2 separate regions of the Mus musculus genome follow, and region 1 is linked to region 2. A link is a loop called in an ENCODE intact Hi-C map of the cell type or tissue named here. Cell type or tissue: heart. All regions are shown on one strand. Links, peaks and the distances in the headings refer to the core of each region. The heading gives the core; the rest is flanking DNA. Region 1 has its middle 310 kb from the start of Sphkap. Region 2 holds the start of Sphkap (SPHK1 interactor, AKAP domain containing).

Evidence for each region. Hi-C counts contacts between places; a loop is a spot of excess contacts. Peaks named below come from ENCODE experiments on the same cell type or tissue, not always from the same donor. Only the 100,000 strongest peaks of a DNase experiment are listed, where the experiment ranks them.
Region 1: it touches region 2 in a loop (4-fold over the local background); 10 of 42 quality-filtered maps call a loop at or near these places.

The regions. Positions count from the first base shown.
Region 1 is chr1:83,708,410-83,724,802 of GRCm38, reverse strand. No RefSeq gene overlaps it. Among named protein-coding and RNA genes, the nearest start is that of Sphkap, 310 kb to the right of the region's middle. In heart, for the core only: a CTCF peak has its summit at 7,557 (motif pointing right); no DNase peak of the experiment used is centred there.
Region 2 is chr1:83,400,531-83,416,923 of GRCm38, reverse strand. Sphkap (SPHK1 interactor, AKAP domain containing) reads left to right here and starts at 8,724. Exons shown (of 12, transcript NM_001356547.1): 1 at 8,724-8,944. The coding sequence starts at 8,917. In heart, for the core only: a CTCF peak has its summit at 8,734; no DNase peak of the experiment used is centred there; H3K4me3 peaks cover 3,052 bases; H3K27ac peaks cover 2,551 bases.

The DNA.
Region 1 (16,393 bases), core at 2,828-10,827, 310 kb before region 2:
TGGGTCTTCTGATGACCTTAGATAGTGGGTGTGGTTTCTTTCTGAAGAGTATTATAAAAGGTTACCTTTAGATGACTGAGTATCAACTTGAAGATGATTTCCTGACTTACTGAGTGCTCTAAGGTCTGATATCTCCTTTTATTTTCATCCTCCACATGGGCCTCCCCACCACCCACTGAGTAAACACAGGATGTTTCTTGCAGCCATTCCCACCTCTTGGTCTTTTCTTATACACACTCAATGATTTAGAACATCAAAGCTGTCAGGCAAGAGCCATACCCCTACTTACTTCTCACTCAGCTCTGTGCTCTCAACTCTCTGGAACATCATTTCCTTAGAGAGGAGTCCATCCGTTTGAGGAAGGATGCAAACCTTCTATTAATGATAGCAGCTCAGTTTTTTCTCTTATTTTTGTTAGCTCAGGTATCTGACAGCAGCAGATAATTGACTCTCACATCTTTTTATATCAAAACTCGGAGATTAAATAGGTTTCTAGATCCAGATCGATTGTTAGATATATCTCTTACACCTAAACTTTCTTCTTCTTATGTAAATGGTAAAAAGTAATATCCCACACTAAAATGTTCATGAATGGAGTAGCTTTTGGTAGTTAAGGATAGTTTCCAATGGCTCTTGTGTACTTTCTGTCTTTCCACTGTGAGGGTCTTGTTCATTGACACCCGAGTCCCAGAGTAATGCAGAAACACAGCCTGGATTTATGGATGGGGGAGTATCTAATATCCACTTCTACAACCATGGTTTAACTTCTTTCAGCTGTTTCCACAGAAAATCAGCACGCTATGGTTGTGGTCTGACTTTTATTTATTTATTTATTTATTTACTTACTTACTAATTTCCACATTAAGCCATGAAATACATGTGTCAGGAAGAAACTAATAGTTATACAGGTGGAGGCCAGTGTTCATAGTTTCAGATTGGATGCAATGTATATTTATTTAAATGTTAGTTCCTCTCCTTTTGGTGATGACACAAGGCTTTGAACCTACAGCCTTCTGCTCACCAGGCAGGTGAGAGTTGCTGATTTATATAGTGAAATTTTACTGCTGTTAAGCCCAGCAGCAGGCAAGTGGAGGTGTTATTTACTTCAGAGTTTTATGCAGTGCTATTTAAAGACATCTCTTTTGTCAGACTCCTTGACTCTTCGTTAGTAGATATTCAGTCTAGGAGTTAACATGTTGTCTTCAGTGTGGGATGGTTTTGATTTGTCTGGAAGGGCTAAAAGGAAGCTCCCACGATGCATTTAGGGCACAGCTAATCTGTCATATGCCAGTCCAAGATTCTCGTCCTCACTGAACAGGGCCAGGAGTGTTTTCCATTGTAGCCTAAGAGATTATTTGGCTTTTCTCGTTATCCTATTTGACTTAATTTCCTAGATCAAATGTATAAAATGAGATGCTGTGATGGACTGCCAAAAACACTGGCCAACCACAGATCAAACTGGCTCTCTGTGGTCCTGAGGTCAAAATGCAGATGGAGCCTCCACACAGCTGCAGAAGAGGCAATGCAGGCCAGCTGGCTTATCACAGGACCTAAATGCCAAATTTCCTCCTGTATTAAAACATACAAGCCAAAGCCAGATGGCTTCTGCTGGAAAACTGTATGGGTGGGAAAAGTAGTTGATGCCTTTGGACCCTGGTGAGGGTGAGTGGCATCACTGGAGAACATCTATGCCTGGAGGTAAGGTCATGCTGGCGTCCTTACCATCATGGAACTGGGTCTGGAGAAAAAAAAGCCAAAGCACAAGAACACATTCAGGCAAAAGACCAGCTATGAAAGCAGAATGGCCGTGATGTGGATAAACACACACATTTTTTTTGGACAGCAATTACAGTAGACAAAGGCTCTTCCCAGGACACATGGGACAATGGATCTCATCACAAAAGTTGGAAACATGTGGGGACACCAAGGCCTTCCAAGAATTATTTAACTCAGCTAGAAGTAGAGTAATATGATAGCCTTCTAAGAGAGGAGTGAAAGCCAAGAGGCTCTGGTCAATATTGACTTAATCCAAATTCCTTTCAAGAGAACAATAGTTCCAGAAGACCAATTAAAGTGATCCTGGATGCACTCAGAGAGTGGCCATGTGGATGTGGACACGTTATCTGTAGAAATACAGATTTCAGCACTGGCAAGAGCACTATATGGGTAAAATTGCTTGTCCTGCAAGTGTGAGTTAGAATCCTAGAGTTTACAGTGGAAGGAGATAACCGACTTTCTCAAGTTATCCTGACCTCTACATACATTCTGTGCCATACATGTACCCAACACTCACACACATGTCATTCACACATGCACACAGCATGATAATAAATACAGTAAATTTTATGAACAATATCCAACTTTATAAAGAATAGGGTTCTGGGTTACAACTAGACAAAACAAAGCAAACCAGTTTAGATACTCTGTGTGTAGTGTACTACGTGTGGTATTTACTTGTTCACTACACTTGTGCCTGTGGTTTTGTTTTTACTTTCCCATGTGTACACTTGTGTGTGTGTGTGTGAGAGATCTACCTACCTACCTACCTAATGTATTATACATAAAGTACCATATATAAATATATGTAATGGAATATATATTTCATACATATTAATACTACAGATTCCTAAACATATAAGCACAACCTGCTCTGTTCATATAATGTTACTTGTGTGCATGCTTTCAGGTCTGACCATTTGACATTGAATAACCAATAGTGTGCTCTTTCCTGGGGAAAACTACTTACTTCTTGCAGTATTCCTTAGTTGCCTGTAGTTATTTATCTAGTGTCAAGGCCCTAAGGTTTTTCCACATTAGCACATTTATGGGTGTCCTTATGCAGATCATGTTTAGGTAGTCCCATCAGTGGTGTCTTTTAAAGCAAAAAAGGGTTTCTTCTGACCATTTCAGTTACTTTTCTTATTAATCTCTATTCTTTTCTGACTTAGTTTTTCTATTTATTCTGTTCTTATTTCCTACCTACTTTGAGTGTCACGTTTACATTACTTTAATGTAGAAAGGTAAATGGAATCTTAACTACACAGAGATGTAAGGCTAACATGTTTTATAGAGAGTCAAGCTTTAAAGTGTTTAGGATTTCTTGTATCCATTTAAGTCCATCTTTGATTCAGTTAAATGAACACAGCTGTCATTTCTGCATACACCCAGAAACTGGAAACAACCTATACCTCTGCCCATGATCCCATGTTCATCTTACAATGGGCAGAAAAGAAAATATTGTTGTAACCCTTTTCTCTGATTGATATCTTCTACCTAAGTGTGAAAAGATTTTTTTCTTAGAATTTTTTTTTATTGCAGGAAGTAGGTTAGTAAATTAATCTAGCTGCAGAATAGTTGATATGGGTATAAAATATCCTTCATAAAATGCATTTGGGTGAGTTGCAATAATGACACTTTTACAGATTATCATTTCAAATAACTTAAAATAACTTCTGATCCTTGAAGAGCCTCATGATTATAAAGTAATCAAAACTTTATCTTTTGTTAGTTGCGTGCATGTGTCATCCTGTGTTGGTTCATCTGCTAATGGAAATGAGAAAGCTGAGGAAAGGATGATGTCCATCTAGAGGATGCCTATGTAAATCTTAAGCTTTTCCATATGAAAACGATGGCCTGGTCCAAAACTCCACTCATTAGCTATATAAACAAGATTCTTAATGTTTCATCTTATAATCTCTCATTACTAAAATGATTGCTCTTAAAGATGCAATGGATTCTTTAAAAAGAAGTTCCTAAGTTACATGGTCCTTATCTCAAAACTTGAGATAATCTATAAGATGATAACATATGTGCAACTATTTAGTCTAAGTAAAAATGCATGGTTTTAAGATGGTAGACTCAGGGGTGTCTAGAAAACTGTTGTTCTAGTCTCTGTAATCATGCCTTTTCTGCATTCCAGTTTTTTCATCCTCAAAAGGAAAGCAAAACATTAGATAATTGCTTTTCAAGCTACTTTGCAAAAAGTCTCGGCTTAGGGAATTAAGTAGTTTTTGAAATCTTGGTATTCTCATGCCGTATATATTTCAGTTAGTCTATCCTGAGGGTTGAAAGTTAAGATCCTGAAAAAGATTCCTTTTCCTACATGAAGGCCCCAATATACCAATTCCCATGCAAGAAACTACTTCTCTTAAGTAGTTCTGTGGCACCTTTTCCTGATTTGTTCTTTGCCACTGTCTACACACATACATGTGCACAGTAAGTATGCTTCAACAAGGTGTTCTATGGAAGTGTCAATGTAGAAAGTTGCATGATTAGATATAAGAACCAAGTGAAGACAAACACATGTGCCTTCTGGCCCAATTTCTCTCTTGTAATTCCCATCATCCTTCTGAAACCATCCTAGGATTTGGCTTTGCAGATACATGCAATGCAAACAGCAGCTTTCTCTCCTTCATGTAGCATATGGTCCAGTGAGGTCAGAACCGCACAGGAGTGATCCCTAAACAGAATGTCCTGAAATTGCTTTTCTAATTGAAGCATCTGTCCTAATTAGCAACCCTGACTCCAAGATCTATCCAGGTCAAACATTTCAGAGTCACTTTCTGTGACAGAATTTGATATTTTTCAAAGACCTTCAGACTATACAGTAATATCATAAACTACCAGACTTCTGAGAAATATTAATGAGCTATTGATATCCAGATGATATGATCCCCAAAGAATTTCATAACTTTTTTCTTTAATAATGTTTCTTTGAGAATTTCAGATAATGTTTCATTCCCCTCCCTCAACTCTTTCCAGGTCTTTCTCCTACTGCCTACTCCTACCCAACTTTATTCTCTCTGTCTCTGTCTCTGTCTCTGTCTCTGTCTCTGTATCTCTCTGTTTCCCTCTCTCTCTTTGTCTCCATCTCCCTCTCTCTCTCTCTCTCTCTCTCTCTCTCTCTCTCTCTCTCTCTCTCTCTCTCTGTATCTCTATCTGTCTGTTTAATGGTCAATAGCTTCTTGTCTAGGGGTAGAAATTCAGGCCCATTCTGGGATATTGTTTGACTTGAGCTTATGCAGGTTTTGGGAATGCTCTCACAGTCTCTGTGAGTTCATGTATACACATCAGCTCTGTTGTGTCTAGAAAACTATACTTCATTAAGGCCAGCTACCACCTCTAGTTTTTACAGTCTTCCCACTCCCTCTTCTGTCCAACATGAATTCCTAGAAGGTGTAATAGTCAGGGTTTTCTGCAGTCACAGAACATATGGAATGTCTCTCTATATTGAGGGGATTTATTATGATGACTTACAGTCTGTAGTCCAACTAACCCAACAATGAGCAGCTGTGAATGGGAAGTCCAAGAATCTAGTAGTTGTTCAGTCCCATGAAGCTAGTTGTTTCAGCTGGTTTTCTGTAGAAGTAGATTCCAACATGTGCTGGCAAGAAAGTGCAAGCAGTCAAAGAAGAATGAATCTTCTGTCTTCCAATATCCTTATGTATGTCTCAAGCAGAAGGTGTGGCCCAGATTAAAGGTATGTGGCACCATGCTTGGATCTGGTACTTGCTTTGTACCAGGCTGACCTTGAACTCAGAGATCTCCTTGCCTTGGTCTCCTAGAATTAAAGGAGTTCACTACCTTGCCTGGGCTTAAGATTTTCATGGCCACTATGCCTCAAGATCTCCATATCAAGATCCAGGTCAGAAACTTGTGTCTTCCAGCCTCAAGGTCTGGATCACAGGTGTGCCTTCCAATTCTGGATTGTAGTTCATTCCAGATATAGTCAAGTTGACATCCAGGAATACCAATTACAGGAGGATTAAATAGGGTGGGGGATGGGAGGATAGGGCAGAGGAGGAGAAATAGGGAGGGATAACAACACAAAAAGCCATTTGCAAAAGCTATGTGGAAATTTACAACTGTAGAAGTTTCATAAAATATGTAGATATATTTAAAGGTGTTTAAATGGAGTTACCATGTAGTTGTGTAGCATTGGGGAAGAATATTCTAACTAGACATAATATGCTACCAAATTCAATAACATTTTATACTAGCAAATGATGATGAAGACCTGTTTCTAGTGTTTTTCTCCATGTTGCCCTTCCTTGGAATATGAATTAGAACTGTACAGTCTGGCTGTTAATGAACACTAATAACATATTGCCCCTGGAAATATGCTCCAAGGCCAAGAGAAAATACTGGACACCATCACAGGGTCGAATACATTACTGGCTCTAGGTATTCAAATGAGTGAAGAATTGTATTCATTATATGATGTGAACGCCTGTGGTGAATCTGTGATTGCTGATGGAAAGTTGACCAAGAATTTGGGAAACTCTACATAGGCTAATAGTGGGAAAAAATTCTTTGTCAGAACAAATATGATAAGAGCAATATGGCAAAGCAAATCTGGATAAATTACAGGTAGCCCAGGTGTGGTTCCACTGAATATACTAACATAGACTTAGGTTGTGACACTTGCCCACCCAACACAATCACCTAACAATGTATATTGTAGAAGGTACCCATCCTTAAGTTTTGCATGGCTAGTTAAGGAAATGGTGTAAGTCAGTAATAGATGCCTTAAAGAAAATGGGCAAGTTTCAAAAAAGTACCCAAGTATCGAAACTGAGCAAAGGAAATATACATAATCCAAATAAAATGAACAGCAATTATAGAAACTTAGATATAAACATCCAAGAAAAATATCATAGTTGAGGTTCCAATTCCTTTGCCTGTGGATTCTACCAAACATTCAGAAACCAGTGTTTGTACATGTCAGGCCAATTCAAAGCACTCGAAAGAAACATTTATATTCACTCAAAGAGCAGTATGTTTCATGAGCAGGGACTCCAAACTCTTAGCACATTCTAGAAAACCAAGCCAGCAACATATGTACAGAATTATGAACTACATTCATTTACAAGGACATGTTAAGCCTGAAAGATAACTTCTTTTTTCAAAGGATTGAGGATAATATGTCACTGATCTTAAACCTTGAAGGCATTTTCCTGCAGACCAGAGGCCCTGATGAGTATCTCATTGTTTGCTGCTTCACAGTAGTTGATTTGATTCTCTTTCAAACAAGATCATGAGGGAGTCTACCAGTCCATGTATTGTGGATTAAAGCACTAAAACTTTGGTTTAATCTCTCCTAGGACAAGCAGCAAGGGAAAACTTTTCAGAACTGCTGACTCTTGACATTTGACCCTGGAACCATTGAGTTAGCACCTACATTTTAAAAAAGAATCTTAATTCTGGCACACACATTAAAATCTGAGGAGTATTGGCATTTTATAGTTATATGTTTCTTGAAAAGGGCTGCAGAATGTTAGTACTCCTACCAAGCCCTGTACAATTCTTTCCTCTCAGACAAGAAACAAAAATTGCATTCTGAATTTTGTTTTGTTTAAAAAATATATATACAACAGATCCTGTTTGACATTCTTGGTTCAGGTTTAAACCTGTTTTTGAAGTGAAGAAGTTGAAGTTTTGGACTGTTGGTATCATTGGAGCCCTTATTTGGGAACTGTTTGGAGGCCAGGAGAGTCATATAGTGCAAATGTTGGGAGACTGTTTATCTGCTCATTTCTGCCATTGGCTTCTGAACATATTCTCACTGATCCTCCAGATGGCGCTAGGACCATATAGTTTCTAAAGGCATCTGCAGTCATAGGAAATTTTGACTTTCTCTCTCTCTCTCTCTCTCTCTCTCTCTCTCTCTCTCTCTCTCTCTCTCTCTCTCTCTCTCCCCTTCTCCTCTCCCCCCTCTCCCTCCTGTCCCTCCTCCTCCTCCTCCTCCTCCTCCTTCTTCTTCTACTTCTTCTATGTAGTACTTTAATTTCATGAGGCAATAATCAGAAATGCACATATAACACATTTCCCCCTGTCTCAGCTACCTCTTCTGTATTTTACATGAAAAAGTGTGGAATATATTTAATGTTCATTTTTATGAAAAGCTTGGTTGTTATTCATAATAGTTCAGTTTTTATTTATTTTTTATTTCTTGAGACAGCGTGTCCAGCTCAGGTTGGCCTTGAACCTAACCCTAACCCAGTCCTAACCCTACCTAACTCTACGTAGCTGAAGGTGAGCTTGAATTTCTTATCCTCTTGACACTATCTCCCCAGTACTGAGGTTACATGGTGAGCACCACCACACCATCTTTATGCAGTGATGGGATCAAACCATGCATGGGCTTCATATATGGTAGCCAAACAATCTACCAACTAAGCTATATCCCCAGCTACATTCCAGTCTTCAAAACACTTATACGAGATTCTAAAGCATTCTACATTCCTCATTGTATGTCAACTTTCAAATGTAAGTTCCCAGGATATGCTATCCAATATCAAACATGGTAGCCAAATAATCATCACAGACTTAGCATATACTATTAGTGGTAAACCAGCATGACCTACAGCAGAGATTTGGGGAGGAGTGATTTTAGTCTTAACTGTGTTCCTAATTGGGGTATATGTTCTATTGTTTATCTTCACATTTATAATTTAATTACAACATTTGTTTCTTCCCTTTCCTCCTCCAAAGCCTCCCATCTATGTCCCTCACCCCAAACAGGCATTCTTAAACTTTACCAACTTACATTCCTTTGTCATGACCAATACTCCTGGACATTCGAAGTATGGTTGATATTGCAAGCCCCTTGAGATGAGAGTGTGCAAGACCCACCCCTGAGTACCTCCAACCAGGAGACTCCATGTATAAGACATTCTAAAGGCTTCAGAGGCCAGGTCCCCTCCCTCCAGAGACAGGCAGCCAAGCTCCACCCTCCAGAGTAAAAAGTCCAAGCTCAGAGCTTGAAATCCCAATAATCTTCACTTCCAAGAAACCCTATATAAATCCTGTCTTCTGTTCTCACCCAAGCAGAGGCAGTCACCCTTCTGAGTTTTCCCCCTTCCATCAAGTCTCATGTGTGAGGTTGCTTGTACAGTACGACTCTGGTATTTCCTGGCTCCCAATCGACTACCAGGATATCTTTGCCTTCAGAACTGTACCACCTGCATTGGGAAAACCTCCTTCCTCAGAGATGTAACACTTCCTCTGGGGAAGCTTTAACCCTTAGAGCTGTAACACAGATAAACCCAGTGGGATTCCACCGGAGAAAAGTGATTTTTTTTTTCCTCCACCAGCAGGTATCCATTGCTGTAACTTCTTGGTTGGGGGTGGGACCCTGTGTCCACTTCCCCCTCTCAGTACTGGGACCCTGTCTGGCTTCAACATTTGTTTTTGTTTGAAAGCCATGTGGCTTGCATGGAGATCTTTATCTGTTGCACATTCCAGTGATTCTTATTTTATTTATGCTTTTATCTTTGGAATCGATTTACATTTCAGTGTCCATGAAAGCAAATTTAAAACTAAATCATTTGAGCAGTGATTCCACTGAGAGGAAATGCTCACCTCTGATTCTCCTGTTTCTTTTAAGCAAGGAATCTCTGTTCCCAGAAAGGGTGAGGGTGGAGGAGAATGTCAGTTTCTTCAATTCAATCCCTTTTGGTCTTTGATCAGGAGAGGGAGAATGACTTTTTTTTTTTTTTTTTGATTGGTCACGCTGGGTGGGAGATAGCCAATTAGCTTTTACCTCTCAGTCCCTTTAAGATGTTCTGCCACCTTGTGAAAGTTTTTGAGAGCACATATTCGGGGATGGTTTTCTGCACTGTGTATTCCATTGCTGATTTCTATGTCCAGAGATCAGTTTACAGTTGCATGGTCCTGGGTTTTGATCCATCTCCTATATCTATGTTGTGTAAAGAACACTCATCAGTGATCTCTGATTGGTTAGTTAAGAGCTCATCAGCCGATGGACTGGGAAGGGTATTCAGTACTTCAGATCCTAGTGGGCAGGGTCACAGAGAGACCAGAGAGGAAGAGAAGGGACCATGAGGCAGAAGGTCCCTTTGGAGTCATGATGAGCAGGTAGGTTGTTAAGGGATTCACCAAGAGGACACGCATGTACAGAGCAAGCCAGGGCAAGACACAAACTGCAAGTAGCACTGGACCTTTGGCTGGGAAGTAGATAGCGTAGAGAGTTAGAACAGGTGAATATCTGCCCAGTCATAGTGCTTAAGACGTGTTAATAAACTTAATAGATCTTTTTGTCAATTATTTGAGAGCTAAAATGAGAACAGATAAGGCTATTGTACTTAAATTTCTGGCTACAGGCACAGAGTTCTGCTGACTGGCCCATCTTATCCAAATATTTCAGAAAGCCACATTGGGTTTTTGGTTTCCAGGTGGCAGACAACATCAGCTTCAACTTCTGAGCCCTAGGTACTTAGATGCCTGGAGGCTTCTGTGGGTTATAAGCTGATATGATGATTTGCAATGAAGCAAGTGGAGATATACCCAGAACTTAGGACTTCGTGGGCCTGAGGCAGAGAGAGGGATGTAAGAGGAAGGCCTCCAATGGGTTGGCTCAATGGGTAAAGGAGACTTGCAGCCAAGTCTGGTGGCCTGAGTTTGACCTCTGGGGTCCATAAGGTAGAAGGAAAGAGCCAAACATATGCATGTGCACTGTGGCACGTTCACTCTCAGTCCAACAAACAATGAAACCACAAATCTAAAACTTATACTGAGAGAGAAGGGAGAAGCAGAGGAGAGAGTTCACTTAAATGCACATGTCTGAAGCCCATGCGTGTCATCGCTTGCAGCAAGACCCAGTGCACAGAGCACTCTGGTTTTCTTAGTTCCTACAACAACAAAATCCCATCCAATTAAAAATCAGCCACAGATGGAAGTAGGTCAAACAGAAAGCTGGGATCAAGGGCTATCTTTATTTATCATTAAAGAGACTGCCTGGTGCTAAGCTAGTGGGCCTCAGGTGCACAGCAGGAAAATCTATAAAGTTCTCTAAAAACCTAAGTTTCTCTTCTTTGTCTCCTGTCCTTGCATCTGAGACCTTCAAAAAGAACAACAAGAAAAACACCAAAACCAAAACCAAAACATTTCAGTTAAAAAACTTGAGTCCAGAGCTTTGCAAAAAAAAAAAAAAAAAAAAAAAAAAAAAGGTTAACAACATTGTGTCCTCCTTAAAACAATGCTTATTAAAGTTCTCTCTGAGAGGGAAAATGTGTTTCAAATGTTAATTAATTCAACTTCTTATAAATCTTGACAGGAAAAATAGCCAGACTGCCGCCCTCCTCCCCCACCAGAGATGTTTTTTTGCAGGAAATGCTGAAAAGAATTATCTTAGAATAATCAGTTATTTTGGTCAGAGGCTACTGGCAATATTCACACTGTGCATTTTTAACAGCAACTTCAGGAGGAAAAATGTGAAGGTAAATAAAGCTTTTCCTGTGTCCTTCCTTTGGTAAAGCTTATCAGATGACCCCTTCCAGAACTTGAAGGGAGCACTTGGGTATTTCAACAAAAACACCGGGTGTGCAGAGGGCTCTACAAAGTTATCTGATTGAGAAGTGCACAGCAGCCGACCTTCCTTTCTCTGGGTTTGCTTTCTGAGATTTCACCTAGCCACCACCGTGGTCAACTTGATGGAGAACTATTTATTTCTCCAAAATTCCAGAGGTACAGCACCATTTTAAATTTTTATTGTTTTCTTTTAATTCCTAAATTTCAATTCCACACTGTTCTGAGAAGTATGATGCATAGTTTGTGGTCCCTCTCTCTCCGTGCCTGGATACAAATCACCTCTTTAATTAGCCTCTAGCTCTGTGTAAGTGACCTTTATAACCACTATTTAGTAGCCATCTTTGTTATGGATGTGGCTGTTTCAATACTTGGATTCAAGTAGCTCTTAAAGGGCAGTCTGACAACACTCAGTGGCTGTGTCAATAATCTCCTTTCTTCATACAAGCATTTTGTTATCTAATATTGTAACAAGAAAGGACTGAACAAGAAGATGTAAATGGACCAGCAGTTAAACGCACCTGAACTCTGGAAAGGACCCTAGTTCAGTTCTCAGTAGCCACATGACACCTTGTGAGCATATGTAACACGGGTTCTAGGGAGTCTGATAATGTCTTCTGGTCCCGGCTACGTACTGCATGTATGTTATCCAGACACATATGTAGTTAAAACACTCAAGTGTGGTGAATAAAATAAATAAATCTTAAAAATAGGAAATAACAAAACAAATATTTTGAGGGATCACATCAATACAACATTTATTAAAAGAGATTGTTATAATTGTTTAGTTTTATCATTATTTATTGTTATTAACCACTCTATTTACAAAAGATGTATCAAACTTTATCATAGGCATGCAAGTATAAAAAGAGGTACTGTATAATCCCCCATTATATGCCGAATGAACAGACTGAATTCCATATATACTGTGACTATTTCCTTAGGCAGAGGTATCTATGCTACAGCCTAATTTAAAATTGCCAACAAATAGTAATAAAACAGAATGATCATAACAGTATACTGAGGTCAGAATTTTTCTGGAATTTTCCATTTTGTATCTTTTGGACTGTAGTTGATTGAGAGTAAAAATCTTCAGACAACAAAATCTGGATATGGAGAAAAATAATAAAGTAAGAACAGTAAGGAAGAAATAGGGAGGGAGGGAGGGAGGGAGAGAGGGAGGGAGGGAGGGAGGGAGGGAGGGAGGGAGGGAGGGAGAGGAGAGGAGAGGAGAGGGGAGGGGAGGGGAGGGGAGGGGAGGGGAGGGGAGGGGAGGAGAGGAGAGGAGAGGAGAGGGGAGGAGAGGAGAGGAAAGGAAAGGAAAGGAAAGGAAAGGAAAGGAAAGGAAAGGAAAGGAAAGGAAAGGAAGGAAAGAGAATGAGGAAGAAAAATGTAGGGAGGCAGAAGGACATAGTCATTCTCTTGAATAATGGACTGTACCCAACACAAGCAAGATAAAAGCTCTAGATGCAGGGAGTAGAAGTAAAGATGAAATCAGAAGGTTTTGTTAGAGACTGATAGTGTAAGGGCACAGGTGTGACTAGACCATATAACATATTTCAAACAGCTGCATTTTGTATATGCATGATAGAATACATAAGCTCTGTCCAGGTTTTACATGTCTATTTTATTCGGGGGCCTAAAATGTTGGGTAATTTTTTATCCCAATTTCAAAAATAATGCCATTCTTGAGCCTCCTCCCCTTTCTATTTCAGTTATCACCCATGTACTCCCCTTGCCTCACCCAACTCCAAGCATCATAAATAACACAAGAGGAGAATCTAGCAGGACTGTATGAGGCAAAGACACAGCTGTATTAACATCCTGCACATACATGTAGCCATGTAAGAATTCTCCATTCCTTAACAGGATGTGATATCTAACAGATAAAAATATGTTAGTCTACCAGGATGGGTAATCTACTTAAAAAACAATGTTGTAAAGTACTTGCCACAAAAGCATGAGCATCTGTGTCCAGGCCCCCAAACCCATTTTAAAAGCCGTGAATGGCAGTGTGTGTGTTATCTCAGTGCTGGGGGTGTGGGGCTTAGAAAGGCTTATCCCTGAATCTCATCGACCATTAGCTCCATATTCAGTGAGAGAGCCTGTCTAGTAATAGTAGTAGTGTAGTAGTAGTAGTAATTGTTTAGTAGTAGTAGTAGTAGTAACAAGAAATATGGAGAGCAATAAAGATACCTAACACCTCTTTTTGGCCTCTAAGGTGCATATGTGTGCTTCCATTCAAACATGGATATACACATGGATATTAAATGCACATGTACACACTCATGCCTTTGTAGCTTGTTTCTTAAAAAATGGTCTTTCATAGTTTTTTATTTAACTTTTTATTGATTCTTTATAAATTTCACATCATGCATCACTATCCCACCCATCACTCTGTCCCTTCATACATGCTCTCTGACATTGCAACCTCCACACCAAAAGAAAAAGAAAATCTCATTGTGGAAGCTGTAGTATGTGATAGTGTGTCCCACAGCATAGCCTCTTGGTCTATACTTCTTTATTTCCAAATGTGTATTGCAGTGAGTCATTGGTCTGGTTTGAAGCCTCCGGCTTCTGCTCTACTATCAATACTGGATCCTCTCTGGGACTCCTCTTGGATATCCTGCTGTTGTCCTGTATCATGGAGATTCTGCAGCTTTGGATCTTTAGCACTGTCCCCTTCATGTGCTCCGGGAGTTTATAGATGGGGTAGATCTTGGGATCAGCCAACTCAAAGCTGTGAATCTGGGCTTGTTTGGTATCTGAGCTGGTTACCCACACCATGAGGGTGAGATCTCCAGCGATGCCTCACTAGTTCACCCAATATTGCAGCTGGCAAGGGGGCAGAGCCAGCTCTTCTGCTCAGGGCTGGCTCACCTGCTACCTTTCCCCTCACATGTGTAATCAGGGTGGCTCTATTGTGCTTTCCAGGCCAGGTACAGGGTCTGCTCTTCCAAGGGCTGCAGCTGGTGAGGGGCAGGGCCAGCTCTCCTGCTCTCATGACCTGATTCCAGAGCCAGCCCTCCCTATTGTTGCCAGTGACAAGGGTATGCATCTCTCCCTTGCTCAGGCCTCCACAGGACAAACAAGTGGCCAGGACAACTCTCCCAAGCTCAAAGCTTCAGAGCCAGCTCACCTACAATTCTTCTCCCTCCAAAATCAGGGAAAGTTCTATGGGCTTCTTGGGTGACGTATGCGCTCTGCTCTCTCAGGTACTACAGCTGTTGAGGGAGTGGGCCAGCCCATCTGCTCTCAAGCCTTCAGGGCTAGCTCTCCAACAGTGGACCAGCAAAAGGTGGGGCCAGCTCTGTACAGCCATTAGACATCAACATGGCCCACAGGCAGTAGCTCAGACCAGAGATGTTCACCTGGCCTTTGGTGGTAACAGATTCTTGCTACTACAAGGCCATGGACTCAGACATAGTCCTTGGTTGCAACATGACACAGAAACTCACTCTGGTCTTAGGAAGCATCATCAGCTACTCATATCAGGTCGATCCTCACTGCCCTCAAGTCTTCAGTTCTCCCTCTCTTCATTGTGCACACATTCTTTTGCTTCTCTTTCATCTTTCCACCACTTAGTTGCTCACCTTAGTGGTACCCAGGGCCTTTGGTGTTGGGAGCCATCTCAGGAGTGCTATGTGCCTGGCACAGGGCTGGGGGTCATATCCAGCCTTCTCTGCTAGCCTGCACTGCATGAGGCCTGGAAAGGGGTTGTCTCTGGCCTTTTGGAATTTTTATTCATGTCATAAAAACCCAAATCAGCTATAGTTTTGTGATTGATGATAAGAACTTGTTCTGTTATTATACAGGGCTCATTGGAGTAATGACTTCATAACTCAGTGTCTTAGTTACTTTTTTCCAATATCTCACCAAATTCCTATGAGCGGAAAAATGCACACAGGGTCCAAATTTGATGAATGTGGGTGGACACAGGTTTTAGCCACCTCTAAAATAGACTTGAGACATTTTGTTCTAAATCCTATTTGAGTGTTCTATTAAAAGTATTTTTCCATTCTCCTACCATTGTAGGTTTTAGAAAGTTTACACAGAAGTTGAAAATTACCCTTACTGAGTTTCAAACATCAATAAAATTCATGAATATCAAGTATAGTCAGAAATCAAATAATATTTAATGAGTTCAGGTAAGGGCATTCTGTTACAGAATCTGAAAAGTGGGTTCCAAGCCACATTGAAAGAAATTCATATTAAACCATGCTTTGGCAACAGCCTGAACCACAGCTGCTCTAAGGGAAAGCATGGCTAAGATCCAGGCTAAGTCCCTCTCCACCTTTCATGACCCTTCCCATTCAGTTCTTCATGGGCTTATTTTTATTCTCCAGCTACCACTCTCCTGCTCTCAGTGAAGGATTTATAATACACTCCCCTCTGTTGGGGCAGGGAAACAGCTCTGTCGGCAAAGGCACTTGCTGCCAAGCTGGAGGACCTTAGTTCAAGTCTAAGGCTGCATATGGTTAAGCAAAAGAACTGACTCCTGCTAGTTTTCCTCTGACCTTCACATCTACAATGTGTCAAGTACATACATACACACACACACACACACACACACACACACACACACACACACACATACACCAGCACATTCAAACACACAATATACATAAACATACACATACACACATACTTATACATGCGCATACATGCAACATACACATTCACAGGCATGGATATACACATACACACATTGATGTGGCAAAGCAGTCCAACACAACAAATATGATCTATGTTTAGTGTCGTGTAATATTGTTTTTATCATGTATTAAATCCCACAAGTCACTCATTCTATCCTTTGTCAGTATCACTATATAGGAAGTAGGTACTTTGTAGGTAATGGGTGCACTAATGATGAGATTTGAACCACAAAACACACACATCCTGACAAAATGAGGCTCTATCTAAGCATGGTGGAGTGGTGCTTTCTGATTTAGTTTTTATGGAGTGATAGGACTGGGACAGTGGCTCAGCCGGTACAGTGTTTGAGCAAGCATTAAGCATTGAGTGGAGATTCCCACTGCCCATATGAAAAAGCATGGTGCACATT
Region 2 (16,393 bases), core at 5,503-13,502:
TCTTTCAAAGAACCCAGGTTCATTTCTCAGCACCAATGTTGAAAGGTTGACAGTTCCCTGTAACTCCAATTGCAGGAATCTAATGTCATCTTTGGCCTACACAGGTACTGCATGCATGTGGTACACATAAAGTCATGTAAATGCATATGCATGTACATACATAAAAAATACTACTTTAAGTATTTTATATCGTAAGTATTGTGAGATAGTTCTCACATCTGTGAGAGACAAAAGAGATATAAGCCAGGAATCTTTCATCTAGTTTACATTTACAATAACAAACTGTAAAAATTATAGTACAATATCACAACATAACAACGTCATATTGATATTGATAAAATGAAAATTATACAGTGTTTCCTTGCAAATCCACTTCTCTGCTCCATCTTAGCAATGTTTCTATGAGTTTGCAGTTGCCTAACATACTACATGTCACTTAACATGCAGAACAGGCCTGTTACATAAGTACAACCACAGAGAACATAACCACTGGATATCTTTTTTCACTCACCTTGATTTCCTATAGGACCATCCAGATCTTTTTAGAAACTGTGATTTTAATTTTGTTTTGTTTTGCTCAATTGTACTTTCAGTCTATCAGTTTGTTTAGCCAACTAGCTCATGAAGGATATCTGTGCCATTTCCAGATTTGTAATAAAACTTTTACAAACATTTGTATATTGAGCTAGTGTGAAAACAAAGGTTATTTTCTATGAGGTATACACTGGGACACAACTGTTGGGCTCAGCTAGTGTTTTTAAATTCTTCCAAACTGTTTCAGAGTGATTTCCATGGTTTACATTTCTAAGTAGTGGATGACGGATGGTAGACTCTTAATTTTAAACAGTCATTGGTTTTGTTACTCTCTTTCATTCCATCATTCTGACAGGCATACAGTGAAATATGGTGGTTTCTGCTTGCAACTTTCTGATAGACAGTAATGTTGATATTTTATTATGAGGTGTTTTTTTTTTTTCATATAAACCTTCTTTGCTGGAATGACTACTTCTGTCCCTGTTCATTGTTTAGTTAGAAAATGAATTTGTCTGCATTTGAATTTTAACAAGTTTTATAAATATATCCTACTTTTTACTCTTTCACCAAATACATTATTTGCAAACAGAGTCTCCCAGCTAACAAATCATCTTTAAACCTTTTCAACTAAGTGTTTCTCAGATTGAATAATACAATGAACTTAACAAATTTTCTTTTTGTAGATTGTACTTTTAGTATAAAAATTAAGTTTTCTTTCTTAGTCTTAGATCTCAAAGATTTTTACTTATGTTATATGATCATTATATTTTAGTTTTGTTTCTGATATTTAAAGTCTATGATCTACAATAAGATGTTTTTTATAGTGACAGATAATCATCATTTTTAAAAATTTTTTATTAGGTATTTTCTTCATTTACATTTCCAGTGCTATCCCAAAAGTCCCCCCATACCCTCCCCCCTGACTCCCCTACCCACCCACTCCCACTTCTTGGCCCTGGTGTTCCCCTGTACTGAGACATATAAGGTTTGATCGACCAATGGGCCTTGATAATCATCATTTTTAATTAGATATTTTCTTTATTTACATTTCAAATGTTGTCCCCTTTCCTAGTTTCCCCTCCGAAAATCACCTATCCACCCCCCCGCCCCCCCCCCCACACACACACCTGCTCTCCAACCTGCCCACTCCATCTTCCTGGCCCTGCCATTTCCCTGTACTGGGGCATAGAACCTTCACAGGACCAAGGGCCTCGCCTCCCATTGATGACCGACTAGGCCATCCTCTGCTACATATGCAGCTAGAGCCATGAGTCCCACCATGTGTTTTCTTTGATTGGTGGTTTAGTCCCAGGGACCTCTGGGGTTACTGGTTAGTTCATATTGTTGTTCCTCTATGGGGCTGCAAACCCCATCAACTCCTTGGGTACTTTCTCTAGCTCCTTCATTGGGGACCCTGTGTGTTGTCCAATAGATGGCTGTGAGCATCCACTTCTGTATTTGTCAGGCACTGGCAGAGCCTCTCAGGAGACAGCTTTATCAGGATCCTGTCAGCAAGCTCTTGTTGGCATCTGCAATAGCGTCTGGGTTTGCTGGTTGTTTATGGGGTGGATCCCCAAGTGGGGTAGTCTCTGGATGGTCATTCCTTCAGTCTCTGCTCTGAACTTTGTCTCTGTAACTCCTTCCATGGGTATTTTGTTCCCCCTTCTAAGAAGGATTCTGAGCTTCTGGGCTAATATCCACTTATCAGTGAGTGCATATCATGTGTGTTCTTTTATGATTGGGTTACCTTACTTAGAATGATATCCTCCAGATCCATCCATTCGCTTTGAATTTCATAAATTCATTGTTTTTAATAGCTGTGTAATACTCCATCATGTAAATGGACCACATTTTCTGTATCCATTCCACTGTTAAAGGGCATCTGTGTTCTTTCCAGCTTCTGGCTATTATAAATAAGGCTGTTATAAAGGTAGTGGAGCATGTGTCCTTATTACCAGTTGGAGCATTTTCTGGGTATACGTCCAGGAGTAGTTTTGCTGGATCTTCCGGTAGTACTATGTCCAATTTTCTGAGGAACCCCCAAACTGATTTCTTGAGTGGTTGTACCAGCTTGCAATCCCACCAGCAATGGAGGAATGTTCCTCTTTCTCCACACCCTTGTGAGCATCTGCTGACACCTGAGTTTTTGATCTTAGCCATCTGACTCGATGTGAGGTGAAATCTCAGGGTTGTTTTGATTTGCATTTCTCTGATGACATCATTTTTTAATACACTAGTGACAAGACTGTACAGCATCATCTGTAGAGAATGGGTCAACTTATCTGTTTTTCCATTGGGTTATTCTGAAACATTGTAAAAAAAATCATTGGACGTATTGTGTTGTATTTGTATTGATTTTTTTCTGTTTAATTTATTTTTGCATCCATCTCTGTCAAATACATGCCTGGAATTACTCTAATATTATGTCCTGAAGTGTTATAGACTAATTTCTATTCTTCTTTGATTTTCTAATAGCATTTTAGTTTTTCTGGCTCTCTTCCACTTTTATGTACATTTTAGTATAATCCTGTTGGTATCTATAAAATACTCTTGCAGCATAGGAAATATATCAAACCTACCATGAGTCTGAAGAAGTTTGATATCTTTACTGTGATGAGTTTCCAATTCCTGGCACAGCAGGGACCTGTAACTCTCCATAGTCTCTGATTTCTTCCATTAGAATCTCATCACTTTTAAACACCAATCTGTATATGTTTTATTAGATATTGGGCTGAGTACTTCATTGTTTTTCTTTTGAGTAAATTTAAACGATACTTTAAATTCAATGTTGACACAGTCAATATGAGTATAAAAGATAGTAGTTTATATTTTGATCTTTTATTCTGAGACTTTGTAAAGAGATTTGAGTTCTAGGTTTATTTTCCTTAAAATCAACAATATATATATTTTTAATGAATATGGTGTCACGTGCCTGGAATCCTGGCAAGCAGGAGGCTGAGGCAGGTCATAAGCTTTCAGGCTATCAAGAATACCAAAATTGTGTGTGTGTTTGTGTGTGTTTGTGTGTGTGTGTGTGTGTGTGTGTGTGTCTCTGTCTGTCTGTCTGTCTGTCTGTCTGTGTATAGCAGAGCAATTTTACTTCTTCCTGGCTAAGTTGCTTGTTTTTATCTCTTTCTTTCTTGCCTATTTCATGAGCCAGCACTTTTAGTACAGTATTGATTGAATGTGGACAGGATGGATAACCATGTCTGCTTTTCCTTTTTAGGGAGAGCGGTGTAGTTTTTTCTCACTGTGTAATATACAGGGTTCTGGAAGTTGCTTTTCATCAAACGAGTTCCTTTAATATTCCTATTTTTCTGAGCACTTTTGTCAAAAGTGAGCATTGGATTTTGCCATATTTTTTTCTTGCTTTACCTGATATGATTATGTTTATTTTTTAACCTGTGAGTACAGAAAATTATAGTGATCAATATGATTTTCAAATTTGAGACTATCCTCACACCCTTAAAGTAACTTCTGCTTTAGAGCTAAAGAGCAGGAGTTAAGAGCATACTGTTCTTGCAAGGAACCAAGTTCAGTTCCCAGCACTCATGTCAGGTGGTTCACAACTCATTGAGAACCTATTCCTCCAGTTCCAGGGGATGCAATCCTCTCCTCTGGACTCCATGAACACCTGCATTCATGTGCACATACCAAAGGCACAGATGCATAAACACACACACACACACACACACACACACACACACACACACAATTAAAAAAATAGAAAACAAATAAATTTTTAAAACTAATTCCTACTTGACTGAGTATTTATGTCTGGGTCTCTAGCCTGCAGTTTTCTATTTATCTTCTCTGATTTGGATTTCTAGATACACTAGTGCCCTAAAATGAATTCGGATCACTCTTCATGTGATTTCATCAAGTCACTTTTAATTTATCTTTAAATATTTGAATGAACTCTTTTTTATTATTTAATTTTATTTTTTTACTTATTCACTTTACATCTCACTCACTGCCCCACCCCAGGTCACTGGTTGCCCCCTCCCACAATCCTTCTCCCCATCCCCTTTTCTCTTCTCCTCTGAGAAGGTGGAGCTCCCCCTAGATATCCCTTCACCCTAGCACTTCAAGTCTCTGTGAGGCTAGGTGCTTCACTGGGCCAGACAGGGCAGCCCAGCTAGAAGAACACACCCCATGTACAGGCAATAGCTTTTGGGATAGCCCCCATTCCAGTTGTTCGGGACCCACATGAAAACCAAGCTGCACATCTGCTATGTATGTGCAGGGAGACCTAAGTCCAGCCCATGTGTGCTCTTTGGTTGGTGTGAACGAATTCATTAATGAAACTATCTGGGCCTGAAGATTTCATTTTTAAGAGGACTTTCTCTAATTAAAAATCCAATTTCCTTGGTAGATTTGGAGCTTCTGGTATCAAAAGTGTCTATGCTATACCAGTTCAGTTTACATAATATGTCCATTTCCTACAACCACTTTAACAAACTATCACACCGAGGACAATTTAAGAGCAACAGAAATATAACATTCTGCACTTCTGAAGACTGGAAGTCCAGAACAAAGATGTCAACAGGTCCTTGCTCCCTGTGACACCTCTGGCGACACAGAGAAGACACCTTCCAGCTGATTGTCCAACTCTTCATTTGGGTGGCTATGTGACTTCACCTCCACCTTCTTTGTTACAGGATATTTATTCTCTGGTGTCTCCTAAGATCACTGCCATTCTATGCCTATGCATAAATTCCCCTGTCTGTGCAGACATCAGTCATATTGCATTCAGTATTATTTGAATACTTCAACTTACCTGGAAGGTCTGAGACATATATCTATTTCACAGCTGATTGGTAATCCATGCCTTCTGAATGTTCTGTCAGTCTAATAAAAGCTTATCAAATTTATTGAACCTTGCGAAAAATGCAACTCTTTATTTCACTCATCATCATCATCACCACCACTACCACCATCATTAAACTTCTTTGATTTCTTTTTTTAATTTATTTTTTAATTAGGTATTTTCTTCATTTACATTTCAAATGCTATCCCAAAAGTCCCCCAGACTCTGCCCCCACCCACTCCTTTAACCACCCACTCCCACTTCTTGGCCCTGGTGTTCCCCTGTACTGAGGCATATAAAGTTTGCAAGACCAAGGGGCCTCTCTTCCCAATGATGGCCAACTAGGCCATCTTCTGATACATATGCAGCTAGAGACACGAGCTCCGGGGGGTACTGGTTAGTTCATATTGTTGTTCTACCTATAGGGTTGAAGACCCCTTTAGCTCCTTGGGTACTTTCTCTAGTTCCTCCATTGGGGGCCCTGTGTTCCATCCAATAGCTGACTGTGAGCATCCACTTCTGTGTTTGCCAGGCCCCGGCATAGCCTCACAAGAGACAGCTATATCAGGGTCCTTTCAGCAAAATCTTGCTGGTGTAGCAAATGGATGGACCTGGACGACATCATCCTGAGTGAGGTAACCCAATCACAAAAGAACTCACATGATATGTACTCACTGATAAGTGGATATTAGCCCAGAAACTTAGAATACCCAAGATTCAAGATACAAATTGCAAAACACATGAAACTCAAGAAGAACGAAGACCAAAGTGTGGACACTTTGCCCCTTCTTAGAATTGGGAACAAAACACCCATGGAAGGAGTTATAGAGACAAAGTTTGGCGCTGAGACGAAAGGATGGACCATCTAGAGGCTGCCATACCCAGGGATCCATCCCATAATCAACTTCATTGCTTTCTGATCTTGGTTAATTGTATGCGGCTTTGTGCATACGTGCACATGCTCAGGAGTACAAGTGAGTTTGGAGATCAGACAATGACTTAAGGATTTATTTGTCTCTTGCTACCAGTGAGATTCAAAGCATTCTCCAGCATGTTGTTTTTTCCATGGGTCCCCAGTATCAATGTCAGTTTGGCACTATTGCTATTGCAAGTCAAATACTTTCTTTCCCGAACTGCTCCTTCCGAGACCCATGGCCTTCTTGGTTTGGCATTATTTTACACTGCTTTTCTCTCTGCATCCTTGAGAAAGAAGGTTACATCACCAATTGGTACTTTTCTTACATATTCATTTGGTGCAAAGTAACTTCCAATCAGGCCTGCTTAATAGTTTCTAGGAGATGAAATACACATTGAACTTAAAGTATTTTTTAAAGTTTTCTTTAGATACCCTCCTCTTTGGTCCCTATATTTTGAAGTGTATAGGGGAGAGTTTGCTTGGTCTTTGCTGGTTTGCTGTTTTGCTTTGAAATGAGATCTTGTTCTGCATCTCATGATGAAGCCCATGCTGGCCTGCCACTCATACAGGGGCCTGAGCAAGCCTAAAAATGTAAGCCTGTAGGATGGCTTGCCAGCCAGTGTTTCTTCTGTTCTTGATTTTGCTTCTTCTTTTTTTTTTCCCCATTATGTGATTTCAATTATTTTAAATTTGCATACTGAGTTTGGCTTTCTGCCCCAGGATATTGTTCCAAATCTGAGGATACTCAGGCAAACCTGACCTGCCTTTTCAAATCATTTTACCAAACATTAGATGTCCTCACAGATGTGGAAATTGCTGATACAAGAGACCAACTCTACTTTTATAATACCTGTTTATAAAAATGTGAAGGATTGTTTTAACATCTCTGTCATGTCAGTTCAGGGTTCCTACTAATTGCTTTGTGTGTTTTTATTAGTTATTAGCCTGATACATAATGTCCTCACAAACCTGATGACTTAGGATAATATGTCTGAAGCCTGAGTCTTACTTAATTGCTTTAGCTAGCTTCTTGCAGGTCAAAGCAGGCAGGACAATGCTGCTCTATTACTGCCAGTACATTAGCTTATTAGGCTCCCAGATTACTTCTGAAGGGATAGTGGTCCACACCTCAGCCTTGCTAGGTAGTTCCTTTCTGGTCTAACTGATAGCTCTGTGGCTATGTCTCCAAAGATGTGCACCAAGGCTGCTACATGACCTCATTACTTCTGAGCTTTAGGCCTCCTCTAAATTGCCACCAAGGTTCTCTAAGGGCTATACAGAGCTCAAAATCTCCCCACCTTCTTTGCTCTCATAACATCTATCTGGGTGGTATTGTGGCTGGTTAGGAGAACCCTCTATTGGTGCCAATTTGTGGAGATGTCAATTGCTTCTTCCTGGAAGGGATGAAAGTCCTGATCCATGCTTAGTCTTTCTTGCACAATTGACCCTACGAGTGACTTGCATCCTTCCAGCTCAGGACACTGGAATATGAACTTCCCCCATAGCCTTTGGTGTTACAGTTTAGAGTGGGATTTTCTCCTCTAACATTCAGCCATCATGAAGCAGGTATCTGTGCATTTTCTGCCTGTCTAGGCTGTTTCTGTCATTTGGCTAGAGACCCCCACTACATTCTTTGCATGGTCAGGCCCCTAGTTGTTCTCCTTGCTTCTGCCAGAATTTTTCTATATACAATTCATAATATGGAGAGTCCTAGTTAGACTTGCAAGAAGCAAAAGGGGAAATTTTATTTATCTCATCTTCCCATTCCTGGAAGTCTCAGGGTATTCATTTTTAGTTTGCTTTTCAATTCAAAAAGAAAGGGCACAAGGTTCCATGCCCTCTTTTTAACAGAGAGTTGCTATCATCAGTGTCTTGATTTCTTTCTTTAAAAAAAAAGTCTGTTTCTGCTCAAAGAGATGCTGAGCAGACAATAGAGCATCAGTAAATCTTGCCTTCGGTTCTGAAAGCTGCCTCAGAAGGATGGCCACTGTCGCGAGTTTTTGAAACTTTTATCTCCTCATAGGGTCAAACAGGTGAGAGATGATGGTGTCCCATTTAAGGAAAATGAGTTACATGGAGACAGGAGAGAGTTAAAACAGGACAGAGGCTTAGAAGAAAGCAAAGGAGCTGGATACATTGACACAAGTGACCACGCCTGCACCTCCTGTTTTGTTGTAGAGGACAAATAGAGGGTCTTCAAGGGGATGTGTGTGCCACCAGTAGGGGCAGCGGGAAGCCAGAACTGCCAGAAGTGAGCCTGTAAATGCAGCCAAGTGGATGAACAACTTCAGGGCTGAGACTTGGTGTTCACCAGAGAAAGCAAGGGGCGGGACTGGACTAAGGGGAGGGGAGTGAGCAGGGAGCAACAGCGAAAGGCACAGAAGGCAGTCAGTCCCCCGAGACCTGGGAGGGAGGCGGGAATTAGGCTGAAGGGTCAAGTCCAGCCAGCAGTTTTCAAGATCTGAGCAGACCACAGGAGGCGCCACCAGGACATCTCTGCAGCGCTTGGTGGCCAGGGAGGAGCGAGCATCAATCTCCGCTGCGGGTCTCAGTCACTGCTGCTCCAGCCTGCACGTCTCTGTCCTCGCGCAGGGCGCTCAGGCTTCTTAGCCTTCGCCTGCGCTGTCAGCTTTTCTCTGCCTGCGGTCAACCATGGATGTCAACTCCCGGCTTTCTGTGCAAAGGTAAGACTCGCTTCTCCATATGCCTAATGTGATGTCTCTCAAACTCCGCTGGGCACTAGAGATCATAGGCAAAGTTGCTTTCCACCCTTTGCTCTCCTTAGAGATTCCCACGGAGAAGTCAAGTTCCTGCACGACTGATCCTTGGGATCGGCCCTTGAGAGGTGGGGGTGAGGGGTGGGGGCTTCAATTCTGTTAGCTACCCCACTGGGCGCCCGGCTGGGTGGGGCCTGTGTGCTGGAGCCAGGTGCCTGCCTCTAAGGCTGGGGGAGGGGGGGCTGGGGGCGGGTAGTGGTGGTGAGGTCTCCTCTGCCAGGCGAGGTATCTGGGGAATCGGGCTTTTAGTGTTATATTACCTGGAGCAGTTTTGCGCCTTGACTTGGAATGCGTTCCAAGGTGGAGAACAGAGACCTGAGGGATCAAGACCAAAGCTGATTTACCTCCAGTTCTGTTGACCTTAACCTGGGTTAGTGTTTGGGGCTTTGGAGTGAGCTACAAGGTCTTGTAGGCTTGGGGAGGGGGAGATCTCTTAGATCTCTCACTGGCACTAACCTGAGCCCACCTGTAATCCTGGGCAGAGGAGACCTCTTTGGTCCTTTAGCATCTCTGAAGCGCTAGTTCCACCTAGTGTCTGAGTCCCTTCCCCAGACCGGTAAGTCCAGCCACCTGAAAGACGTGGTTACAATGTTTTGTTGTTTGGTCTTGTGTTTCCTCTCTCTTTCCTCCTGTTCTGCTCTACTCCGGACCCAGCTGGAGAATTCAGTACTCTATGACTTTTGTTCTTCTCCCTAAAAAATATCCGGGTTGAACCGAGTCTATCTCTCAGGTGCCCAACTGAGCAGGTAGCTTTGAGCCCTTTGTGCTCTCTGCCCAGCAGGAAACTGAGCATTCGCAGTTCACACCTAGAGCTCCTAGTACTGTTGAATGCTGCAGCCTGGGCTGCCATGCTGAGATCCCACAGGCCCACCTTTCAACTCCACCGAGGCTCAGGGCTAATCTTTTAGGCTCTTACTTCTTATCTCCCCACCCCAACTCACCCCACCCCAACCAACCCCAAAAAACTAAGGTAGTTTTCAGCTGACACTGTCAAGCACTGAAATAAACAAGTTGAGCTAGAATTCTTGGGTTGCATAGGAACATAGGAAGACCCAATACTCACAGGCTAAGGCTCACAGACAGTAGCCAAGATAGAGGGAGAGCTGGGATAAGGCTGGGGGTACAGCAGGTTACATATTGCCTTTCAAAGGATCAGAGCCTTCCATCTATATCTGCAAGTGTTCGTGTTGTGTGATAGAACTAGTCTCCCCAGCGTCCCATCCATCACCCACCTCTGTAAATCTAGCAAAGGACTTTGAGGTTTCTATACAATGCCTGGAGCCTAAGTGAGGCTCTAGCTCTCTGGCTCAAATGGGAACAGATGAACACTGAGTCTCTCTATTTCAGCCTCATGTCTGGAAAAGCAAGTATAGAGCTATGGGAGGGAAGATTTTAAAAGCCTTAAAATTAACCATTGTTGTCGATGTAGGTAAAAGTTCAACAACGTTTTAAAAGTTGAGCTAGAGGTTTGCTGTTTACTGTCTGGAGAAATGCTTCTTTGAATTGAAGTGTTCAGGGCTAAGGATACAGCTCATTTATAAAGCTCCATCCAGCCTTGCATACATGAGGCCCTAAGTCCCATCTTCAGTTTCTACCCCCATTCCTACAAACTGAAATGGTGAACTAAGTAGTCCCCCAATTCCAAAAAATAAAAATTAAAAATTAAAAAAATCTTTTTAAAAGGTGTTTTTCATAACGAATTGTTTACTTTAAAGCTATCTTTTCAGATCGTCAGGAGTGTGGCTCAATCCTGACTCAATTTCCATCTAATCCTGGAACATTTCCTAAAGGATTAGAAATAAAGCATTCCGATAACTTACTGAGATCTTTTATGGGGTGGCGACAGAGGTGGCTTTATAAAGAGCAAGCAAACTAATTGAAGGCCCACATCTGAATCTTGATAGCATATCTCCAGAAATAAACCTTCTGACTATTACCACTTACTTACCAAGAAACATCGCCTCTCCCCTAAGTCAGAATAATAGTCTCATCTCTTGGAGCATCTTTGTTCATTTCTTTGCTTTAGTGCAGGTAAGAATCCCAATTTCTCTCTCATCAGATCTCATGAGAGGCCATGGGAATTAACTTTCCACATATATGTGAAAGCAGAATTAGAATTTGAACTGATACCTGTATGCCTTGTATTAATCACTAGACTTATTTAGGCAAGCTTGAGTTTTGAAGAACTGGCAGTTGGATATTCTACACAAGTGTTTTTGAGAAAGTGGCAAAATGATCAAGTAATAACAAATCATTATAGATCAAGCATATATTGTGCAGATCAGAAACACTCTCAGTATTTAATAAAGTTAAGTCAGTGATTAAAATAACAGCATTTCGTTTAAGTAAGATAAAATAATTTAGACATCTATTCAGTAATGAGCAGAAAAAACAACAAGATTTCGGGGAAATGGTTTAATTATAGGATATTTTGTGCTGTTAGAATTTTTTTACTTGCTTGGTGATTTCAGGTAAAACAGAATATAACTGGGACACTAATCCAGCAATACTCTGTGGTGTATCATCTCAGACCAGAATTTGATTAATAATTTGGTAACTTTAAAACATGGCTTTTTAACAATGAAAATGTTGACAGTTCTACGAGATATTATAATCTATTAACCTTGTATTTGCAAAAGTTTCACCTTATTTTCACTGTGATGATTTTAATTTTCAAATATATAAGTTGTATGAAGCAGATTAAAGACTTTTTTTTTCTTTTCCATTTTTTATTAGGTATTTAGCTCATTTACATTTCCAATGCTATAGCAAAAGTCCCCCATACCCACCCACCCCCACTCCCCTTCCCACCCACTCCCCCTTTTTGGCCCTGGCGTTCCCCTGTACTGGGGCAAAGACTTTTAAAAACCTCTGCAAAGAGAAGCCCGAAAATGTCTCCAGGAAGAAAATCAGGCACTAGAGAAATCAATATCCTTTGCAGCAGATGTATTATAAACCCAGAATTTCATGCTCTTTTCTGGCTAGTAGTCTGGTAGAAATAAAATGTTTAAAAGAAAATGAAGGCTTTTGCTTCGGTTTGGCTACTTTTACAGCTAAAAGTTTTGGAAACACTTATTCACTTATTTGTTTTATGAAGTTTATTTCCCTAAATCACATAATTAGGTGTTTGGAAAAAAAAAAGAATCGAGGTTCTCTCTTAAGTGATTCTTGTAGCTGTTATTCCTGCACCACAGCTACCCTTTACAGACGAAAGTCAATATCATCTACATAAGCAACTGTGTACAGAATCACATTTAGAATTTATTAAGTGTCATTTCATATATTAGATTATTTGATCATTGCATCCCTGGGAGTTAATTATAGCAGATATTACTTCTACTTGCTAGCAATACCTTTGAAGCAAAAGGAAATTAAATAAAGTAAATACCAGATTTAAAAGTCCACATACATGACACCTAGGACACCTCAAAGTCCTTTGGCTTCAAGTCTAGCCTTTTTTTTTTTCTTTCTTGTATTGGCTATGAAATCACAGTTGTTTTTTATAGGAGAGAAGAAATGATGGCCTGGCCATAATGGTAACATCATTCTCAGACATATAGGGGCAGCCGGGATGCAAGATGATCTTCAAAGCACAAGCCTTGAAATGCCCTTTTAAAAAAAAGTTACAAACAAAACATTTCAATAGAGTTTATTTAGGGCATGGGGAGGGGGTTAAATAGAGACAGAGAAAGGCAGAGAGAGAGAGAGAGAGAGAGAGAGAGAGAGGAGTAGAGGTCAGCCATGAGCACAGAGCAGGGAGGGGAATGGGGAGAGAGGGGGGAAAGGCGGAGAGAGCAAGAGCAAGAGAAGAGCAAAAATCATTTTTTATCTATGCCACATTTGAGCTAGAATTGGAAGTTGAAGAGTTATTCTCTTTCTCAATATTCATTTACATTTTTATACTATATAGAGTTGTTCTTTTTGTTTATAGAATGCTGGATTCTATTTTAATCACATACTTTTTATATGGGCCTTTGAAGAAGAACCCAAAAGTTTATTTTGAAATATATGTGTTTGGGTGTGTGCATGTGTGTGCAAACATATATGTTTGTATGTGTGTTTGTTGCATTTATATGCTTGTATATTTGTGGGGATATTCATATATATTTGTGTGGTGTGTTATTGATTTCATTGTCTTGTCATTTTTATTTTACTCAACCTAAAGTTTAATTTAGCAACACATCACTCATATTGTTAGGACCAAGGGGGGGGGACCCTACTTTTAAAGTACCAAAACAACTCCAAACTGCATACTAAGCTAAAGCCGCCCAATAATATATTTTAGTAAATGTTTATAGGTTTTCGAATTCATAGAAAGACAGAAATGCAGGGTCATAGCTTCATTTCTATGTCCTCTTTACAAAGAGGAAGGTTTGGTCAGCTCGTGTGTGTGTGTGTGTGTGTGTGTGTGTGTGTGTGTGTGTGTGTGTGTTGGGGATGGGTCATGTTAAGGTCACATGCAGCCTTGAGTCATTGAATGTAACATTCTCTTCTCAGATCCAGCTTTGAGCTGCATTGGGTATTCCCCAGTTCATAAAAGGCAGGGAACTACCACTCCAGAAGTAACTTCCTAGAGAAAGAGACCCTAGGAGTTCAGAATCTATTCAAACATACAAGATTCGAAGTGTCAACAGTGCTTCTGAGTAAAGGGCACGTGATAAAGAAACAGGAATTCTCAAAGTAATTTCTAATCAAAACACCGTTAAAAATACTCATGATGTCTACCAATAATGTTTTACCTTACTGGCACCTCTTATGGGCACATGCCTCCATCTCTGTGGTTCCTGTAAGCCATCTCTCACAGAGCTCCTTGTCCATAAGGGATTCTCATGGCTAGTATTGTCTGTCTGTGAGAGAGTTCTCTACATGGAACTTTAGGGAGGAAGGAAGAAATGCTGGTGTGTTTGATATTAGAACGTTTATGCCCTCTTCACAAAATAACAGCAGTTACTCTCTATCTAAGGTGCTCATTGGCTCCTCCTAGATTTTCTGACATGCACAGGAACTATAGCAATCATCTGGGTCCTTTTTGTTTATAACCTTCTATAATGCCACCCCTTCTATGATGCCAGTGATGGTCAATTAGGCCTTATAAGAATGAACATGTAACTCCCTAGACAGAACAAAGATCAAGTCATATGAGAGAACTGAAATAGTTCTGCAAGAGAGCTGAGCTTCGAAGAAGGGTCATTTCTCTTTAAGATTGCCCCATGGGTGAAGAGAAACAAGTTTATAGTAAGTGCTTCAAAGGATTGCTCCTTAGTGAAGAAGGCTACCCAGCACCCAAGAGCACCTGCCACCTAGCAGTTATCCTAGAAGAAAGATTTTTAGGAACTCTGTGACTAGTTTTATCACCTGACTAAAGGAGCAATAACAGCACCTGAGAGTCCTGTGAGGTGAGTTGAGATAGCCTTGTGTATGGGGACTGAGTAAAAGTGGCTCTGTTTATGGATTACCTGGTGATCCCACTTAAAAGCAAACAAACAAACAACATCAAAACCTCTAGGTGTGGTCATTGTATTTTCTTTCCTTAACTGATATTTTTAAGATTCTCTGTATTTTTTCTGGCTTATCTTTGTCTAGTCTATATCTTCATATTTAAAGTTACTGAAGACAGTCAAGACAGTCTATTAGGACATACCTTTTAAAATATCACCTAATAATCTCTCTCTCTCTCTCTCTCTCTCTCTCTCTCTCTCTCTCTCTCTCTCTCTTTCTCTTTTCTTCTTTCTTTTGTTTTTTCGAGACAGGGTTTCTCTGTGTAGCTCTGGCTGTCCTGGAACTCACTCTGTAGACCAGGGTGGCCTTGAACTCAGAAATCCACCTGCCTCTGTCTCCCAAGTGCTGGGATTAAAGCATGAGCCACCACTGCCCAGCTAATAATCTCTTTTAATATAACTACCTCACCTATGTGCATTAACATCGTAGATGGGACTAGATTTTCTATTTGTACAATCTGCCTTCTTTTTAAATTTATTTTTCCTCTTGTGTACTTTACTTGTGGTTAATTGGAAAATGCTTATAATTCAATGCTAGCTCCTCTGCTGATTCACTATTTATAGTTTGCTAAAGCAAAAGTTGATACCACAGACATTAGAATGCATATTTTTAAATAATCAGAATGTACTTTCAAATTATAATGTATCCCTTCACATCCAGATTAATTATATATTCAAATTCTTGCCTTTGGTTGGCTTACATTTTATTTTTACGAGTGGCATAAACAATGTATGTTGTCATATTTCTATTAAGTCACTTTAGAATACTCTAAAAAGTTTGATGCATTTTCCTTCACTTTTGAAGTTTTGGATAATTTATTCTCATAACATTGGGCTTTTGTGTGTATTACATAGCTTCTGTTAAAAGCAAGCAAGCAAACAAACAACAACAACAACAAAAACCTTCCTTCAGTATTTCCTGTGGAGAAGGCCTGTTAGCAATGAATGTTAAAACTACTTTCCCTTGACTTTGTGAAACATACTCTTTTTAAGTATATAGCTCAAAATAGAAAGCTATTTTCAAGGAGTTTTTGGGTTAGTGTGCAAAGTAAAGGGATTTCTGTAGCATTTTCTTACATATTTTGGTTTTTCTTGGTCCTTCTCCACTACTCCCCCAACCACCTACGGATCTCCAGCTGGCCCAGTTAGTCCCTTTCCATCCTTTCCATGTCTAGGGTTTTGTGTTGCTTTTTGTTTTGTTGTTCTCCTTTTAAACCCTTCTTTCATGATCACCTTTCTAGTCTCTTCACCTATACCTCCTCCATACACACACACACACACACACACACACACACACACACACACACACACACACATGTAAATCTAAGAGCTACATGGGAAGAAAACATGCATCCTTTTGCCTTTCTGAATGTATAACATTTTAGGAAATCATTTCTGGTTCCATCTATTTCCATGTAAAATCTCATCATTCTATTTTTCTTTGTGATGAATAATATGCAACAGTTGTTACATTGACTACATTCTGTTTATCCACTCATCGGTTGGTAAACATTTGCTTCTTAGTTACTGTGAATAGTAGAGCAATAGATGAGCAAGTATCTCCCCAGAACATGGTAGTTCTATTTTTGTAGGGGTTTGTTTTGTTTTGTTTTTTGCCTTGTTTGTTTGTTTGTTTTAAGAAAACCAGGAGGTGGGCTGGCAAGATGGCTCAGCGGGTAAGAGCACTGTCTGCTCTTCCAAAGGTCCTGAGTTCAAATCCCACCAACCACATGGTGGCTCACAACCATCCGTAATGAGATCTGATGTCCTCTTCTGGTGTGTCTGAAGACAGCTATAGTGTACTTACATATAATGAATAAATAAATCTTAAAAAAAAAAAGAAAAGAAAACCATAAGG